Linked DNA regions of Mus musculus: region 1 is linked to region 2. A link is a loop called in an ENCODE intact Hi-C map of the cell type or tissue named here. Cell type or tissue: left cerebral cortex. All regions are shown on one strand. Links, peaks and the distances in the headings refer to the core of each region. The heading gives the core; the rest is flanking DNA. Region 1 has its middle 50 kb from the start of Gm31590. Region 2 holds the start of Gm13974 (predicted gene 13974).

Region 1 (8,759 bases), core at 352-8,351, 1.0 Mb after region 2:
TTCCCTGAGCCAGGTTTTTCTTTCTTTCTTTCTTTTTTTTTTTTTTTTTTTTTTTTTGCCAGAATCAATCTCTTGGACCCGGCAGGTCTGGGCTGGAAAGATTGAGTGTGGTGACAGTAGCTGGAATGTTGGGATATTCCAGCTGAAGAACTCCATCATTCTTCTTGACCCCCGCCTAGCCTATGGCCTCTTGACTCTCCTCGCATGAGTCTTTACCCTGAGGCTTTGCGGTTCACGGTGGGCACACCTGTCTGGGCGTGGCTCCGGGGACACAGGTAGCATAGGGATGCGGTGGGATCTGCTGAGGGGCCTGAGTAGAGCCAGGAACTTAGACAGTTGAGTGCCTGAGTCTGGATACAGACACAAGTGCACGTGTGTGCCGTGCACGCGCGCGCGCGCACCACCACTGCAGCGCCTGCTCTCTCCATCGAATGACACAGAACAGCTGCGACACTAGAGTAGCCAGTGAGCCTTTTGTCCACCCAAGCGCAGGCAGCCCGCCAGGCAGTCAGACGGGCGGTGGCGTGTGCCTCCGACCCTAAGGTCTTGTCCCTTTGGCAGACTGCTGGGCCTTCGGGGACTTACTTGGGTTTCCACTTTGGTTTGGCGACACACCCTGATGAGTGTCACTTGGAGTCTGGGCGCCACTTCTATCTAGCTTGGGGCGGAGGGAACAGGTGGGAAGAGTAGGCTGCCAGGAGGTCCCATCCCTTTCTCTCTCCCCAGACACCCCAGTTTTCCTGAATCTCTGGTGGAGAGAGGGCTTCAGTGCTAGGAGAGCGGGTCACTCGGTGAGAGAGGTTGAGATGTGGCATCTGTAACTGTACAGTTGATTTTTTTTTTTTAAAGCACGGTTCATTTTATATTTTTGTTGTTGGTACCTGTCTCTCTTTGTTCAGCATTTTGCCTTTTGAAATGTTAATTATTCAGGACCCCTCCGAAATGTTCACCCAATTCAAGTTTCTAAGGAAAACATAGAAAAAAAATATTTGCGTATGTGGAGACACTCTTTCTTGGGACTCTAGGGGCAAAGAGAGGCTGCATCTTTGTCAGACTGCCCAGTGATGGAAAGCTTAACCACCTTTTTCTGTAAAGTGTGGTTATTAGGGCATCAGGATTCAGATGCAGGCTTGGGTGCTGTTGAGAGAGGGATGGGGTGGAGGGTACCTACTTGAAAGTGCACAATATTGGTATCTAATTCTCTTTCTCACGAACTCAAATGGATACAAAAAGCTTGCAAAATTCAAGTGACACCAGTCGCCTGATAGCTGTGGACAAGGTAACTAACATCTTTTACATCTGCACAACTTTCAACCACAAAAACGCTGGACATTAAAAATAAAGTTCTTCTAAGCAAGAGGGAAAACTAAAGGCTGATATTAGTGTTTTCTTTTATCCCATGGAGGTATCAGTTGATCCCGTTTCTTTTGTCGGCCCAACTGAGCAAACTAGAAGGGAAGAGCAGTCTCTGACCAGCAACAAATCCAGGGTGTTAAAAGCAAGTTCCTTGGATGATTTTTCTTTGCCTTTAAAGCAAAACAAAACAAATTTTAAAATTTTATTTCCTCCTGGAGAGTTAATTTTGTTGCCAAAACATAGGCATGGGGCTGTTAACAAGCCATTTGAGAAGCTAAGTCTCGGTGATCTCTTTCTTGCAATCATAATCGGCAAGTGGCTTAAGATTGATGGTGAGGTATTTTCTGTCTCTTCTGGAGGACCTTCGTGTCAATTTATTTAGAACACTGACCAGACTGTCAATGCCTCCCAATTTTATTAAGCTGTTTGTAACCAAACACAGTGGGATTTCTACCCTTCCTCCCTCGTGAGTGTGAGAGTATAGTGCTGACTGCTTCTTGTTCTGAGTTCAGCTGCAGCGGGGTCCACTCCCTTGTGTTTGTTTTATTGTGTTTATATAGTTGCACGGACAGCTATGCATTCCCTGGGCACGCAAATACCTATGTACACATATATTTAAGGCGGTCCATGTGTTGTGCAGTAACTTCTCTTACACTTTACTGAGCTTAAAGGGGACCTTTCAAAAAAGTCAACCGCAGTGGCAGACTTCCTCAGAGAAGAATGTACTTTTAAAGTAATGCAATGAACTTCAAAACAGATTCCTTCTCGGCATAACAGCTTGCTTGCTGGTGCATATTTAAATCTATCTCAGTTATTACAATAGTCCCTAACAATATTTCAAGCTCAGCTGCACTTAGCCATCCCTATTCTGCCCAAAAGATCTGGGTTAACTCCCACCACTGCCTTTTCCTAGAAGCGCCCCTTTCTGTGGGGTCCCAGGGTGCCTGACCCAGACCTCCAACATCCACAAACGAGGGTGGGGATCTGAGATGTGAAAGTGGAATCTGCAGAAGAGCCAGGGTAGAGAATGGATTGCGCAATCCAAGAATTAGAAGCACTGGGGAGGAAAGACACACCTTTTCCAAATGCACCGTTCTTTCCTTCCCCAGAGCCTCGTTCCTCAGAATTGCTCTCAGAAAAACCCGCAATCTGATTCTTTAAAATAAAAACCAAAAACTCCCTGAGAAGCCAAAGTCGTTCCGCGTGGTAGATTGCCATGTCTGATGTGGGGGGTCCAACTGCGGCGGGGAGACCCTTCTGACACGGCTGCTTTGTCAGCGTCTTCTCCCAGAGGCAGAGGCGATGGAGATGGGTCGCGTTACCTGCTTGCTTGCGCCTTCTACCCTGTGCAGAAATCCCAGGAGAGAGTAATCTGGACGCTAGAAGTACGCCGCTGTGCACCAAACCCCAACTCTCTGAAACCAAACGGCGCACCTTGCGGTGCAGAGAGATGAAGTGCTTACACTCCGGAGGCGGCAGGATATTGGGGTGCGCTTCAGCCGCTCTGTCCGCGTTCAGCAAAAGCAAGAAAACAGGGTCAGGGAAGAAAAACACAGGCATGGAAAAGACCTGTTTGTGTATGGATACTGTGACAACTAAGACAGACAGACAGACAGACAGACACACACACACACACACACACACACACACACACACACACACACACACATTTTGAATGCTCTGGGATCCCAAAGATGTGTGCAAAAGGAATTACCTCAAATTGAGAACTGCTTAAATTCCAAAAGCGATTCCTGTAGACTTTTATAAACCTGTGAAATCCCCCCCCCCGGAGTTTGCTTTTACAAGTACAAGAAATATTATTTGGCATTTCTTGTTGCCCCTCATCAGATATCTATTTTTTAATAGCAATAATAATAAAAAGCCTTCAGGGTTGTCCATTAAAATATATCTTTGGAAGTTAAATCTGCAAGGGGGGAAAAAGCAAACTTGATCAAACCCCTACAGAATAAGGAGATTAGAAAACGAATCCTTTTGCTTAGGCATTTGGTCGTTTATTCCCCGAGGCCAAGTGAAAGGTGTGAGTACTTTCCTGTTTTATTATTATTTTTAAAATTTATTCATTTAAATGTTCAGCCATGACAAGCTATTCCCTCGCTGCAGCGGACGAGGGTGAGAGTAGTGGAAAGGGTAGGTGGAGAAGGGTGGGGGGCGCAGAAAAACACCGTTGGCTTCGCGGGGGGCTGTCCCGCCGCGGTCTGCCCTGAAGGCCAGCAGGGGGCGCTCTGATGTTATCTGTGGACCAGCCCGCGGAGCCGCTCAGAGCTCGGTGACACAGGCTTGGCGGTTTCACGCAGCTGCAAGAGGAAGGGGAGGAGGATCGTACCTCCTAAACCCTCAACAACGATTCCACTCGGCTTATTTACCTTCGGCTGGAAATGTATCTACGTTTCACTTCAACTAGTTTAGTGCTGCAGCTCCGACCTCTTTTCATCTGTGTCTTTACAGAGCACATATAATCACACCCTCTTGAAATATATATTAATGCAACTTATTAGAAACGACGATGAATAGTCAACATTTTTTTCGCCTGTTAGTTCCGCTGATCCAAGCAGGATTTATTTGCAGGTCTCACATCCCGAAGTCATAATGCGCCCCCATCCCACCCCCCACCCCCCTTAAATAAAATTGGTCAAATGTTGACAACCTGTAAGACAACCTACCACTCAAGATTAGTGATGGGAAACTAATGAGAAAATATCAGATCGCCCGGCCCGAGGGCTGCCAATTAAATCTTCGCTGATTGAAAAATAAAAGCGGACTTGGGGTGTGAGCCCAGCTCAACTTGAACTATTAATTTAACATGTTGCCGGTCCGTGCCTTCCCTCACTCCACTAGCGCCTCCCCCCTCCCCCCACCCCATCCCTCAACCTAAAAGCCAAATGTTATTTCTCGAAATATTTCAAGAGGTCCAAATCAGAATGATCATTTCTTACACGGTAAATATTAGCCCTTTAAGCAATATGATTTAACTAATTAGAAAATTTACATCATTAAGTCTCAGGGAGAGAAAAAAGAGAAACAGATCTGCCAATCATTTTAAAGGAGACAGGCACTATTGAAGTGTGAAGAAATCGGCTCTAATTCAAAAAGGCAATCGGGCAGAAAAAGCCCTCAACATTACCCTGCTAGTTATTAATCAGAAAGGGCCCTCTCTTCTCCCTGCGCCCCTCCCCTCTGGGCACTGAGTTTAAGTTCTTTTTTCTTTTTCTTTCTTTCTTTTTTCTTTTCTTTTTTCTTTTTCTTTTTTTTTTCTTTTTTTTTTTTTTGCCAGTGGCCCATGTCATATTTATATTGAGGTTTTGTCTGCTAAGGATTAAAATTTGAAAATGTTTCAATATGAAGAAAACAAAATCCTCAAAAGGAAAAAAAATTCTTCGTGTACTGGTAAATTTGTTGTAATGCACAATTCTCACACTCCTCCTTATTTTTATTCTTTCTTCCCATTAAGTTCTATTTTGAAACCTGCTCGGTGAGAACTAGATAGTCTTTGTGTTCTGCTCCCCTCCCCCTCCTTGTACCTCCTCCTTCCTACAAAGCAGAAACCTAGACTGAAAGCAGAAAAGTACAAATACATTAACAAAGCCTGACTCCCTTGATAAAAAAGGCCACGGTCTAGGCTTACAGTCAGGAGTCTACAGAAATGGGAATCTGTCCGGTGGGTCTGCAGACAATAGGACACATTGAGTATCCCCCACCTATATATAGGAGTCCATACAGTGTGTAGTTAGAGAAGAAAAGAAGACAGGTAGGTGAGAATAATTTTAAAGTGCACTGTGTGTGAGTGTGTGAGTGTGTGTGTGTGTGTGTGTGTGTGGCTTTTGTCTACCTCACTTCTTTTCTATTCAGCTTAAAACAGCAGCCTCATTATATGTAGGTGCCCCTTCCCATCATACTTACTTAAGCCCTCCGTTCACCACACACATAGCCCTTTGCCCAGTCTTCTCATTCCCAGCAAATTAACTGAGAGTGAATTGCAAAGGGAGCTTTCTGAGTGGATCCTCTGAGACGTTCAGGCCCTTCCCGGCACCTCTGAGGACGCACTTTTAAACTGTCTTTGGGTTAAAAAAAAAATGTAATTCTCGGGCATCCGATTCCCTTTTGTTACCTCTTTTTTTAAATTATAAAGAAGTCAGGAAGACTCACTGTCTGCCACTCCCTGCTCTCTGATTACAGCTCATCACAGCTCAATTTTCCTCTCTCTGCTTTTTAGAAAGTTTCTCTACCATGCTCTTCATCCCAGTCACTGGGCCTCGGGACTCTCATCTTTGGACTTCTTTGGGCACCTGATCACTAGACTTCAAGTTTGCAGGAGAGAGCAGTAGCAGAACTGGGTTATTAACACAACACATTTAATTCTCTCCAAGAACTTTTACCGGGAAGAGAACTTTTACTAGGAAGAGCCAGTGGAAGGAGAAACCATCTGTAAGCAGTGTGCCCCTGAGGGTGGCTAGCGAATTGGGACACAGAGGCTGGGGACATGTCAAATATGGCAGATTTTGTGAAAGGGTCTTTCTGAGGTACACTTTAAGGAAAAGGGGTTGGGGCACTGGGAAGAGTCTAGAATCTTTCCGAAATGCACCTCTTTTTCTGGTTGTCCCAGAGCAGATGGGAGTCTCTTGTGCTTGCCTCTGAGAAAGATTAAATGAACACTTCTGTCATTTGAGGGAGGTGGGACACAGAGAGGTGGAAATACTCCAGACAATGGCCTCTGGCCATGGAGGGCTCCCTCCCAGTGCCCGATCCCCTGCGGAACTCTGCTTACCTTTGTAGCTGGTATTTCATCAGAAACCAGTGGAAGGTTCCTGGCTAGACGAAAAAGACCCGGAGAATCAACGTCTCTTGGATCTACTCCGAGGCTAAGAAACATTACAATAAAATTTACAGCGCCTTTAACAACTCGCAAGTAAAGCATTAAAATTCTCTTTAATTGAGAAGATATTGATTTTCAAGTCTAGAAAAAGCGAAATCGTAATTTAGTGGCAAACTTTTAGGCGAGAATATAGCGAGTTATGTCGCCATATAATGGATCCACTCTTAATCCACACACAACGTCACATCTTTAATTGCCCTACTTTGTGAAGTGATAAAGACAAAAAGGTAACCCGATCAAGGCAAATGCTTTATTTAAAAAAGATCTAGAGAAAGGATCTAGAATAATTTTATTTTCCGTTTATGTATAAAAAGAATTGTCTATCTTCTTTTTTTTTTTTTTTTTTGAAGTAGGGGAGAAAGGTCCAATGGGGAGAAAAGAAATAAAAAGAACGGAAAACCACAGACCAGTCTAAAAGCCACTCACGGTAGCAAATCCGTTGATATTCTTTACCGAAGGAGGAACGAAGCCAACGCATTTAGAGCAAATGCATTCACAGGCAAAATTGCATCCTCTGTGAACGAAACAAACCTAGGTCTATTTTGTTACTTTATTCCCGGGTCTTGGGGAGGGGGCGGGGTGTACAGAATCCATTGGTGGATAGAGGAGGGGAAGAAAATCAGACTTTCTGTTATTTCTGTATCGGTTTTTGGTATTATAGAGGAGTGAAGAAGTTTTTGTGTGGTGGTTTTTCATTGATCAGTCACTCTGAGCTAATGTAATTATCCTCATCAATAGGACGCTGCAGAGAGAATCATTATGTGGGTGACATTGATAAATGACCGCCCAGGAACGGCCCTCTCTCGGGCAACCCCCACATCTGACCCTCCCACACACACAATGTAGTCATAGAAACACCTACAAGGACCTAGAGCGCCGCCCAGCCAGAGGCCGGAGAGGGAAGAAAAGCCTCGGGCGGCGAGGTGGGGGCAGGAGAGGGGGCTTGTCCAGATCCCAAACTGTTGCAAGACAAAACCAGCCAGCCCCATGCGGGACAGGCGGAGTGGCGGGAGGGGGGACTATCCCCACGGGGCCCCCCAGCTGCCCAAGCAGAGTTGCCTACAACAAAGTGCAAATCTGCCCTGCAGACCGGTCAGTCCATTCCTCCTCCACACCTTTCTCCCACGTGCGAACTCACTCCAGGCTACCAAGAGATGCTTGGCCAGGCACACCCTGAAGGAGGATTGGCAAAGGAGTTTAAGGGTCAGGCCATCAACTTGCAGACGGCGAATTCTCACGCGCAGCCCCCCTCCCCTGCGTTCAAAACACCTCAAACACACAACAAACAAAACCAAATACCACAAAGGCAGAGACTGGGCGACACCTCCCCTCTGGCGCTCCTGTGTTATTTCCTGAGTGACCCCTTCTTTTCTCTTCACCTCCTAACCCAGAGCCTCTGATTATGAGATAATGGATTTTGTGATTGTTCCTGTCAGGGGGAAAAAAATTCCCCCACCGAACCCCGCGTTTTTATCTTTCCACTGTTTTATTTAAGCCAATGGGAAAGTATTGAGAACGGTAATTGATTCATAATGATCCATAAATCGGTGTCGGAAAGTGGGGGTAGGGCGGTGGTGCGAAGAGAAGGGGGCGATGCTGTTTATTTATTTTATTTCTAAAGCCTCAGCTAAAGTAGCTTTGACACTGTTGGGGCTGGAGGGGAGGGGCCGCTGGGCTCTGCCGGATCATCCATCATTCCTGTCACCCAGAGTCTGCCCGGAGGAGCAGTAGACGCAATCTCCCTTCTGTCTCTACAGCGAAACTATTAATATTAAAACCTCCCTTCAAACACTGCCCCGACGGTCCCCATTCTCATCACGATTTGACCGCAGAGTCCAGCGCTGCACCTTTCTCCAGCCCCGCTGGGACTGCGGGGGGGCTCCCCACGCGCACGACGCCCGAAGTTGATCACTGAAAAAAAAAAAAACAAAAACAAAAACAAAAAAACCACCACGGTTGCTTGTCCCCCTCCATCCGTTTGCAGCAGGTTCGTCCATACAACAAACACACTCGCGACGGGGAGGCCGTCTGCACGCACGACCACAGGCATGATCCTCCTTGTTCTTGGCTTGTGCCACAACTCCCCTGTCCCTGGACCACAGGGTGACCGCTTAGTTCGGGCCACTCGGCCATTTAAACAGCTCGAAAGAGGACCTTCTGGCAAAGTGGAGACTTGTAGCAGAGGTCCAGGTTCCTTATCAAATTGCTGGCCTGCAAGACTAATGGAGAATTTGCGGAGGATCCCTTTGAAGGAAGGACCCTCCTTTTGACAGCTGCTAGAGATATTAGCCACATTTCCCTTCCCGGATCTGCTCCGGGTTAACAGGCCCGCGGGAGTGGGAGGGCCAGCCGGCGAGGAGGACCTTGATGGGCTGGACAGACCCATCTAGGGAGCTGGTGTGGGGGTTCGGGTGCTGACCCGAGGTTAGCGGGGGAGAGGGAGAACAGCGTGGAAGACACAGCCTCTTCTGGACTTTTCTTTCTCTTTTAAATGTGGCTTCTTGCTCAATTC
Region 2 (8,759 bases), core at 488-8,487:
ATTCCTGCTTAGAAATTTCTCAAGAAATGAAGATAGACTACAAAAAGAAGTAAAAAAAAAAAAAAAAAAAAAAGAGTCTCCCTAGAATTAAGCCATAAAGTTTGGATTCACTTGGAAGGTGGCATGTGGGTGAAATGTGTGTGTGTGTGTGTGTGTGTGTGTGTGCTTACGGAAACATCTTTATTCTTTTATAGGAAATTTCTAAGATTCATTTAAATTTTCCTTTTTATTGGTTATTTTATTTATTTACATTTCAAATGTTATTTCCCCTTCCCAGTTTTCCCTCTACAAATCCCCATCTCCTTCCCCCCCTCCACATCTATGAAGATTCTCCCCATCCTACCAACCCATTCCCATGAGACTACCCTAGAATTCCCTACACTAGGTCATCAAGCCTCCACAGGTCCATGGATCTGGAGCAATGGGTCCCTCCATGTATACCCTTTGGTTGGTGGTTTAGTCCCTGGGAGATTTAGGGGTCTGGTTGGTTGATATTGTTGTTCTTCCTATGGGGTTGCTAACCCCCTCAGCTCCTTCAGTCCTTCCTCTAACTCCCCCAGCTGTGGTGGATGAAACGTTGAAAGGCAACATAAAGCCCATGTGGCTATCTGAAGGATGTTAAAGGAGCCACTGGATGACTTATATGGAGACCTATTTTACATCTTTAAGAGATGGCTAACCGTCATGAGGAGAACAGAGTTGAAGAAAGCTGGCTCCTAGGCTGGAAGCTGTAGCATGTGCTCCCAGGCAAGGGATGATTATGAGATGGTCTGGACAGTGACTAGAAAGGGGTGGACAGATTCAGGACAATATTTCTGATCTAACAGCACTTGTTGATTGATAAGGTGTGGGTGTAAAGGACCAGAGGAGGAAAATACACCTTCTATCTTTGGTCTTAGGCAATTACTGGAGCAAATACAGATACCTGAAGCAGAGTAAGTGGAGGGGGGGGGCAGGTGTGGAAAAAAAAAAGCTTCATTCCACACCCAGAGACATAGCATACTTCAGCCTCCACTGTGTACCCATCTTTTCCTAGTCGTGTCTTTAATGGATGGTGCTTTCCTTTTGACTAGAATGTCCTGTTTATGTCCTGGCATAAGTCCCTATCCTTGGGAACCCAGCTGATATGCCCCCTTTTCAGAGACATCTACTATTTACTTTTCTGTGTTCAATTATTTTCTATTAAACTTCTATTTTAATTATTTTATCTAAAGAATTAAAAAATATTTTTCTTTATTTTTTCTACTGCTATAAAAGATTCACAAGGGAAAAGAGAGATGCCTCCCTTTTATTCACCATTAAATCCAAACTATCTAATAGACAGAGGTATATTCTAAGATACAAATACTTTTTGAATAGTTACATCATGTAAACCATTCTGTCAATTTATTAATTACATGGAAGCATCCAGAAGCTTTGATTTCAGTAGATTACATTGTTTGATTTCAATTGCTTAGGCTTAAAACACATCAAAATAGTGTGTTTCCATTGCTTTATATGCTGGTATAAAGTTTTAATGAATAAATTATTGCTTTGCTCAAGAAACAGATAGCCCTTGAACCAATGTTTGAAGGCTCAGTGCCTTGCCCAGAGGGAACATGAATTGAACAGGGTGGGAATGTGGGGTGGGGGCAGGTATCTTGACTATTCCAAATCTTGGTTCCATAAGCTGTTAAACATATAAATACAGCCTTTGCTTTGAAGAGTTCCTGTAGCAACTGAATGGGATAATCCATATAAAGCCCCAAACACAATTCTTAGTAGACTGTAAGTACTTAATCAATATGACTATTATTAGTGTTATTGTTGTTGATATTCATTGCTAAGACAGAGCCTCTGTGAGAAGAACCAGAAACCTTATACACGAACACTTGTGCTGCTCTGCACTCTTGGTACCCATAAATAAAAATAATTATTGCAATATTACAAATATGCACTGGAAACAGTATTTCTGTCATTTGGCCAGATTTAATTAAAGGCCAGTTTTCTTACGCTTCATGCTTATAAAGGTTTTAATGGAATCGCCTTTTAGAAATTATAAAGAAAAGAAAATAGCTCACTTTTCCTCTGTGTGCAAGGAATAGTAAGCAATCATGGATACTAACTAGATAAAAGAAGCATTTCATAGCAGCCAGATACCTTTTCCTTTCCATATGAAAAGCACATCAGAATCCCATCTAGCAGGTTACTATTATGAATCATTTATTTTCCCCACTAAATGTATATGGTTTGGGTAATACGGCATCATCGTGAAGTCAAATGGAAATATGCTTATGGACCCAGCACTGTGCAAACAGATTTTTAATATGTAAAGGGTTCGTGTGGTTTTAAATAAGGCAATGCCACCCAGCATCATCACATGCTTCATGAGAAAAAGATGCTAAATTTCCTTGACCTACTTTCATCTTCGTGTTTAGGAAACAGTGCCTAAGAAGTAAACAAAGTATTTGTGCCTCACGTAGGAGATGATTATTGTTTGAATTTATGATTCATGCCTCGAGCAAAATTTTGTTTGTGGCCTCATTTGCAACCATAATTTACAACGTTACCAGGGACATGCAATGTATTTGGAAGGCAATATATCAGACTTGCTTTGTACTGGAGCAGTCTTCTGGCTCTGGGTATAGTATTTTCTGTGTTTCTCTTAGCTATAAAATTTCTAGGCATAACATTTATTGTAGTGAATATGGAAATTTTTTAAAAAAATCACATCCCCCTTAGGAATCTCTTATTGTATTTATATTCTTATTATGACTAAATTCAGCGAGTGTTTAAAGGGCTTGTTCATTCTGCAAATATCTGGCTGCAAATGTGGAGAGATTTAATCTTTGCAGATTTTCTTGAAAATAAAGATCTCATCCTGTTTTTTTTTTTCCTTTTCGTAACTCATCTAAGAAGCTAATAAACTATCCGTGAGTCAAATGCAATGTGTGTATATACTCTTAACACCCAGATTTCTTCCTATTGTAAATAATAAATAGGCTGCAATACTGTAACGTGTAAAATGTTCTTTTTGAGCTCTGAGTTCATGGAGAACATCTCAGAGTATTGGGAGTTCTGCTCTGCATCCTGATTCAGTTGTTTCAAGAAATACATATGAAAATTCAGGAGGTGTGTCATGCATACATAGATAAACAAATAAATCACTTCCGAATTGCAAAGATGCTCAATTTAATGTAATGTTCTTTGCTGCACTGCCTGATTTCTTTATATCTTTCTATTCTGTATGCCTTATTACAAGGCTCCTTTAAAAGAAGGGTGTGTTTCTTCCCACTGATCATTTAAAAGTTAATTTTGAATTCCACATCTGTGAAAACTTCCAGGCTACTTGACTTGCAAGTGCTTGTTGGAGAGATTCAAAGACCAATCAGAATCCGATGATACAATTGGTGATTGATAAGAATTATAATTTGGGTATCTGAATATACATGTTTTACGTATAGGAAAAAGAAATAAGGACTGTCAGCCCTGTCCTCTGAAATCATTAGTGAGAAAGCTGAAGACAGTTTTAAACTTTAGAGAAATGCTTCACAATGAACTTACAGCCTAGCATGCTGATATGCTGTTGAATGTGCTTAATCCATAAGAATTACATCAACTTAGAATTCGGCTCCTCCAGAAGACTATTTTTTTCCCTTTATCAGATTCTTTGCAATTTTTCCTGGCAGAAAGGTTAGGAAGGTTCGGTAGTTGGAAGAACAAAGCAATCGCTTTTATTGACAGGTACAGTAGGGAAGGCAGAGAAGGCTAACGCCATTAGTCACGATGCCTGGACTTCAAACAGAATTAAAACTCTGTTTAGTAAAATGCAGGCTCGAGAACCATTCCGCCACTATTACATCCTTTTTTTCCCCCTTCCCTCAGTAATTATTCATTCAGCTATTATAACTAACCACAGTAATTTTCTAAGAACAAAGCAAACAGGGCAACAATAGTTTCCAAAACGACGAAGTTTAAATGCCCAAGGTCAGAGTGTAACATTTTGATTTCCATAGTATTTCAAATGCTACAGGCCTTATGTAATAATTTTAATGCGAAAAATATGTAGGCCACGCTTCGCTGCTCTTTGCATATACTGCAAAGAGAGGGGGGACCCTTAAAAATTGCTTAGCTTTAATTGAGCAAAAGGATTCACGTGTGATCTGAACTTGTGGCTCGTAATTCCTCTAGACAGCTTTGGTTGCCATGTGATGATCCTAATTAAATTATGGAACAGCACTGCACTACCTAAGCGAAAGGGCCCATTCTTTGCTATCACCTGGTAACTTAACTGTTTGCAGGGTTCTGAGTTTGGGACTTGGCTGTGTTCTATTGTGAGCTTGTGTGCTTTTCATTGTTAGGGGTAGGAAAACAGTTGCTGGTGGAATCGGCCTTGAAAGTTTTAGCCTGTAGGTGGCAGCATTGTCAGGGTTTGGAAGCGTGAGCTCTGCGGACTTAGCTGCCTGCCTCTCTTCTCCAAGCAGGGCTCCCATCTCTTCAGGCTGGGCTAACATCATTACACACTCCTGTCAGGTAAAAGTAAAATGGGGAGAAATGTCAAAGCCAAAAAAATTAGACTTCATTCACTTTGGTCTGTGTTTCATTATATTTCTGATAATAGGGTACATTTGTAATTCTGAGCCGGGATTCCGCTGAAGGAGGTGCTGAGCAGTCAGGCGTTAACCCTTGGCAAACCCTTCTTCAACAGTCTGACTAACTTAGGAAAGGAAACTAGTCTTTGTGGGGAACGATTACGTTAATCACACCCAGTATGAACACTTGGGACCTTTATGGGGTTTTGAGATTTTGTAGCAAAAGCAGGTCTTGAGGTCGCCACAGCTTTCCGGTATCCTGATGAAGTTTGTCCTTCCCACTTTTTGTCCCTGTTTCTTTGTGCACAGTTACTTGTTAAGAGGAGATGGGGTGGGGGGGGGAACATTGAAAAAATGATGTATTTGGTTTAAACATGATACTTTACTACTTGACTTGTATATCTTTGTGTAATAATGATAGTTTAAGATTATGTTAATAGAATATGTAACGAATGCATATTTGTGTTACATATTCTATTAACATAATCTTAAACTTAAAAAAAGATTTTTTCTTTTTGTCTAGAGGAACATATGCTTCAAGACCCCCATGGATGCCTAAAACTATGGCTTGTACTGAGCTGCGTTGGCCCTGCAGCATTTCCTATGCATCCATACCTATTACATATATACCTATGAAAAGCTTAACTTACGAGTTAGCCATAGAACAAGACTAATGTCAGGAATCAATAAAATAGAGCAGTTGTAATAATGTAGGATAATAAAAGTTACATAAACTTTATGAATTATTCACTTCTAGAAATTTTCATCTATTATTTTCTGACTGCAGTTGACCACAGGTAACTGAAATGTGGGACACTGAAGACAGGAAGGAGGGTCTGCTGTATGCAGACATTGTGATGTTTCTCATAAGGCCCTCAGAGATCTTGTGAGTATCTTTTCTGACACTTCTCTTGGAAAGTTCTGCTTGGGAAACTTCTCCTGGTGACAAAGGAAACCATGCAGTGTGATTGTTTTAGGTCCTTGTACCAGGTTTTCCGTTCACTGAATCCTGGGGGGGGGGGGCGGGGGGGGGAGAATAATTGTTTCCGAGATGAAGATTGAGAAAATTGTTTAAGTATCATTGAAAGTATAAAACAAAATTGTTTTCTCAATAAATTTAATTAGCTATATACACTGCAGTTGTGAGAGCAAACGCTGAAGTTGGGACCAGCTCTTTAGATAGAACAGGACCTTTGTGGTCTCTGGAGGTAACACGCATAAAGCAAAAGAAATGATTTTCCGTCAACACTAAGTAGACAGGTGCTTACATCGAACAGCATTCTAATACGTCTCTGAATATTTATGTCTTCTTTTTCAAATGCATTGCCCATGAATGTCACAGCTGTCAAACGTCTGAACACAAGAAGATAAAAAATGAAATTAATAAAAGATAGATCAACATTTAGTTTGTTGGGGATATCCTCTCTACCAGCATTTTTCTTTTCCTTAAAAAAAAAAAGAACCAATATCTGGATGTTTTAAACTCAGCTGTGCTTTAAGGTTTTGGTACATCTGCATTTTCTAAAGGGCCAAGGGGGATACGAGTTGACTGGTTGTATTTGGGGCAAGCACCAGTTCCTGCCTCGGTATTTAAGCAGCAAAATAATCAATAGCATTAATGACCTAGGAAACCAGAGTCTGCTAACTTTCCAGCCATCTCTGCAGTCCCAGTGCGTGGTGTGTTTGGGTGCCACAAACAAGACTCTGACAAGTTGTCACTGCCCCTGACCTGATGCCCAAGTTTGTGAGGTGAGAGGCTCTTAAATCTTTCTTTTCTGTAACCCACAGTTTCAGGTCTTGCAGTTCCTGCCAAGACAAGCCATCATGTGACCTCAGAGTTATGAAGGAACTTGGCTTTTAGAGTAGAGATGACTAAATAGGATAGTGAAGAGGAAAGCAACGGAAAGGGACCTCTTATTTATGATAACCCATCCTCTCTATTTCTTGTGGTAGCCAAAAGGGCCATGTGTATAAGGGGCTTTGGGATGTGTATAAGGGGCCATGTGTATAGTCTCATATTTGAAAACCATATGAATCTCATTAGGTTTTTTTGTGCTACTGTTCACTGTGATGGTACACACAAATTATTTGCTGGGTACAACTGCTATAGCAGGAATTGGGGTAATGGTACCACACTGAGTTTTTAATTACTGTGTTTGTCACCTCTATATACTCTCAGTAATATATATTTATCTATCTATCTATCTATCTATCTATCTATCTATATATATATATATATATATATATATATATATCTCCTTTAATTCTGCCCTCTGTGAAGCAAGAAAATGGTTTTTAATTTTCATATGTGTTATTCCTTGAGTACATTTTTAGTAGTTTGGGGGAAATATGCACAAGCATTTCTACTTCGCGACACAGTACAGTGGCAATCTCAAATAAGAGATTTTATGTAATTACTGTGTGATTTTGGAAAATTCGCGATCACTTTAATTAAGATAGTAGCTTCCTGATTCATAAGATTGGTGGTGACAAAGTCAAATGTAAATTTTGAACATTATGTGCTGAGATGCAACACTTCTTGAAAGTGCATAAACCCACTAAAGCATTATTGATTTTTACATTACCAGGTTATGATATTACAAAATAGTCGATTGGAAATCTATAGATGAAGAGACATTAACAGAACAGGAATGGTTCACGATAGACTCCATGAACCAGTACTACCAGCATGTGTTAGTTGAGTTTGGATGTTATCATAGAAGAATAGTGTGATTGGCTATAAAGGCTCTACCAGGACTCTTCCACTTCTATGTAAACATCCAAGTGATGCTACATTTTCTGTTCATATAAACATAAACAATATATTAGAAGAAGCTGAATGTAGAGTAAGTAACTACCTTTATTATAAAGCTGGTCAAAATTATTCAAGAAATGCCACTCTTCTCACCATTTGAGGGGATTCTAACTAATTAAAATGTGTTATAGTTTTATTTGTGTAATTTAAATGAATCCATGGGTACTTATTTTAATCAACTCCTCAGTTTTAATTGCTCACATTGTGAATGGTGGAAGACACAACATACACATGACCAGATTTTGGTATCACTAGTGGGTTGATTTTGGTGTTTTAATGTAGTTCTAAGACTAACATATCTGAGAATATTCTTATGGAAAGAAGGATATTGGCAAATTTTTGGTTTGCTGTCTCTCCTTGAGACTTGGCTTAGCATAAATGAAAGCTGGGTTAGTATGGTTTACAGATTCTGGGCTATAGAACATGGTAAAGAAGCTGGAGCAGATGGAAGGTATATGTGAAGAAAGAACAAACACTCTATGTTCTCATTTACAGAAAACACATCAATGGTGTAATGAATATTAGTGAATGAGTTATTGAATGGATATCATTGTGGAATAAGAAAAGATTTATACTCATCCACTGATTTCAATAGTATCCATGGTTCTTTGCTTGCATAGAGTAAGTTTCTAAATTGTGTAAGACCTGAAAGTGATGAACACAAGTTTTTATAAAAAAGAGACTAAAGAAGGAAGGGGGAGTTTATTTGTTAAGAAAGCCATCATAGTGAGTATTGACATGGGCAAAGTTTGGACTGAAGGAGAAAGAGATATTTGCAGATGACTGGGGCTAGTCTAAGGTGCAAGGGTTGTGCATATAGCCAACAACATGAATGCAGATAATGACATAGAGACTTAGAGAGAAGAAGAAGACGCTGAATAGTGAACCTCTATGGTTATCTGAAGAGTTTTGATGACCTAGTTGGAAATCAGCATAGCGCCAGACCATAGCCAACATGGAGTAGCCTTGTGGACACAGTGAATAGAATCAGAGAGACATAATTAAGTCAGGGTATGTGTTCACAGTGGCAGAGAAAAACTGTGACCGCTTGTAACATGACCATATGTGGAAAGCGCAATGTGTTTCTGAGCTCGAGTTTTTCTTTTGTGGACAGACTTCACACCTGATGTGGTCTCTGATGATCAGTGAAATTCATAAGCAAGTCTATGAAGAACTGGAGTAATACTAATGTGGTGCTTTGAATGTGCTTGGCCCAGGGAGTGGGACTATTAGGAGGTATGGCCTTGTTGGGGGAAGTGTGTCACTGTGGTGATGGGCTTTGGGACTTCCATTGTCATTGCAATTGATATAAATCTCTTTACCTTAGCCTCAGGCAGACTCTTCAGACAGGGGTAAAATCAACCACATTCTTC

Evidence for each region. Peaks named below come from ENCODE experiments on the same cell type or tissue, not always from the same donor. Only the 100,000 strongest peaks of a DNase experiment are listed, where the experiment ranks them.
Region 1: it touches region 2 in a loop (5-fold over the local background); 11 of 42 quality-filtered maps call a loop at or near these places.

What each region holds. Positions count from the first base shown.
Region 1 is chr2:115,852,375-115,861,133 of GRCm38, forward strand. No RefSeq gene overlaps it. Among named protein-coding and RNA genes, the nearest start is that of Gm31590, 50 kb to the left of the region's middle. In left cerebral cortex, for the core only: a CTCF peak has its summit at 3,609 (motif pointing right); DNase peaks (open chromatin) are centred at 467, 1,679, 1,825, 2,755 and 9 more places; H3K4me3 peaks cover 2,751 bases; H3K27ac peaks cover 1,060 bases.
Region 2 is chr2:114,849,653-114,858,411 of GRCm38, forward strand. It overlaps Gm13974 (predicted gene 13974), which reads left to right and starts at 4,244. Exons shown (of 5, transcript NR_166464.1): 1 at 4,244-4,512; 2 at 5,359-5,457. In left cerebral cortex, for the core only: a CTCF peak has its summit at 4,386 (motif pointing right); a DNase peak (open chromatin) is centred at 4,403; H3K4me3 peaks cover 441 bases.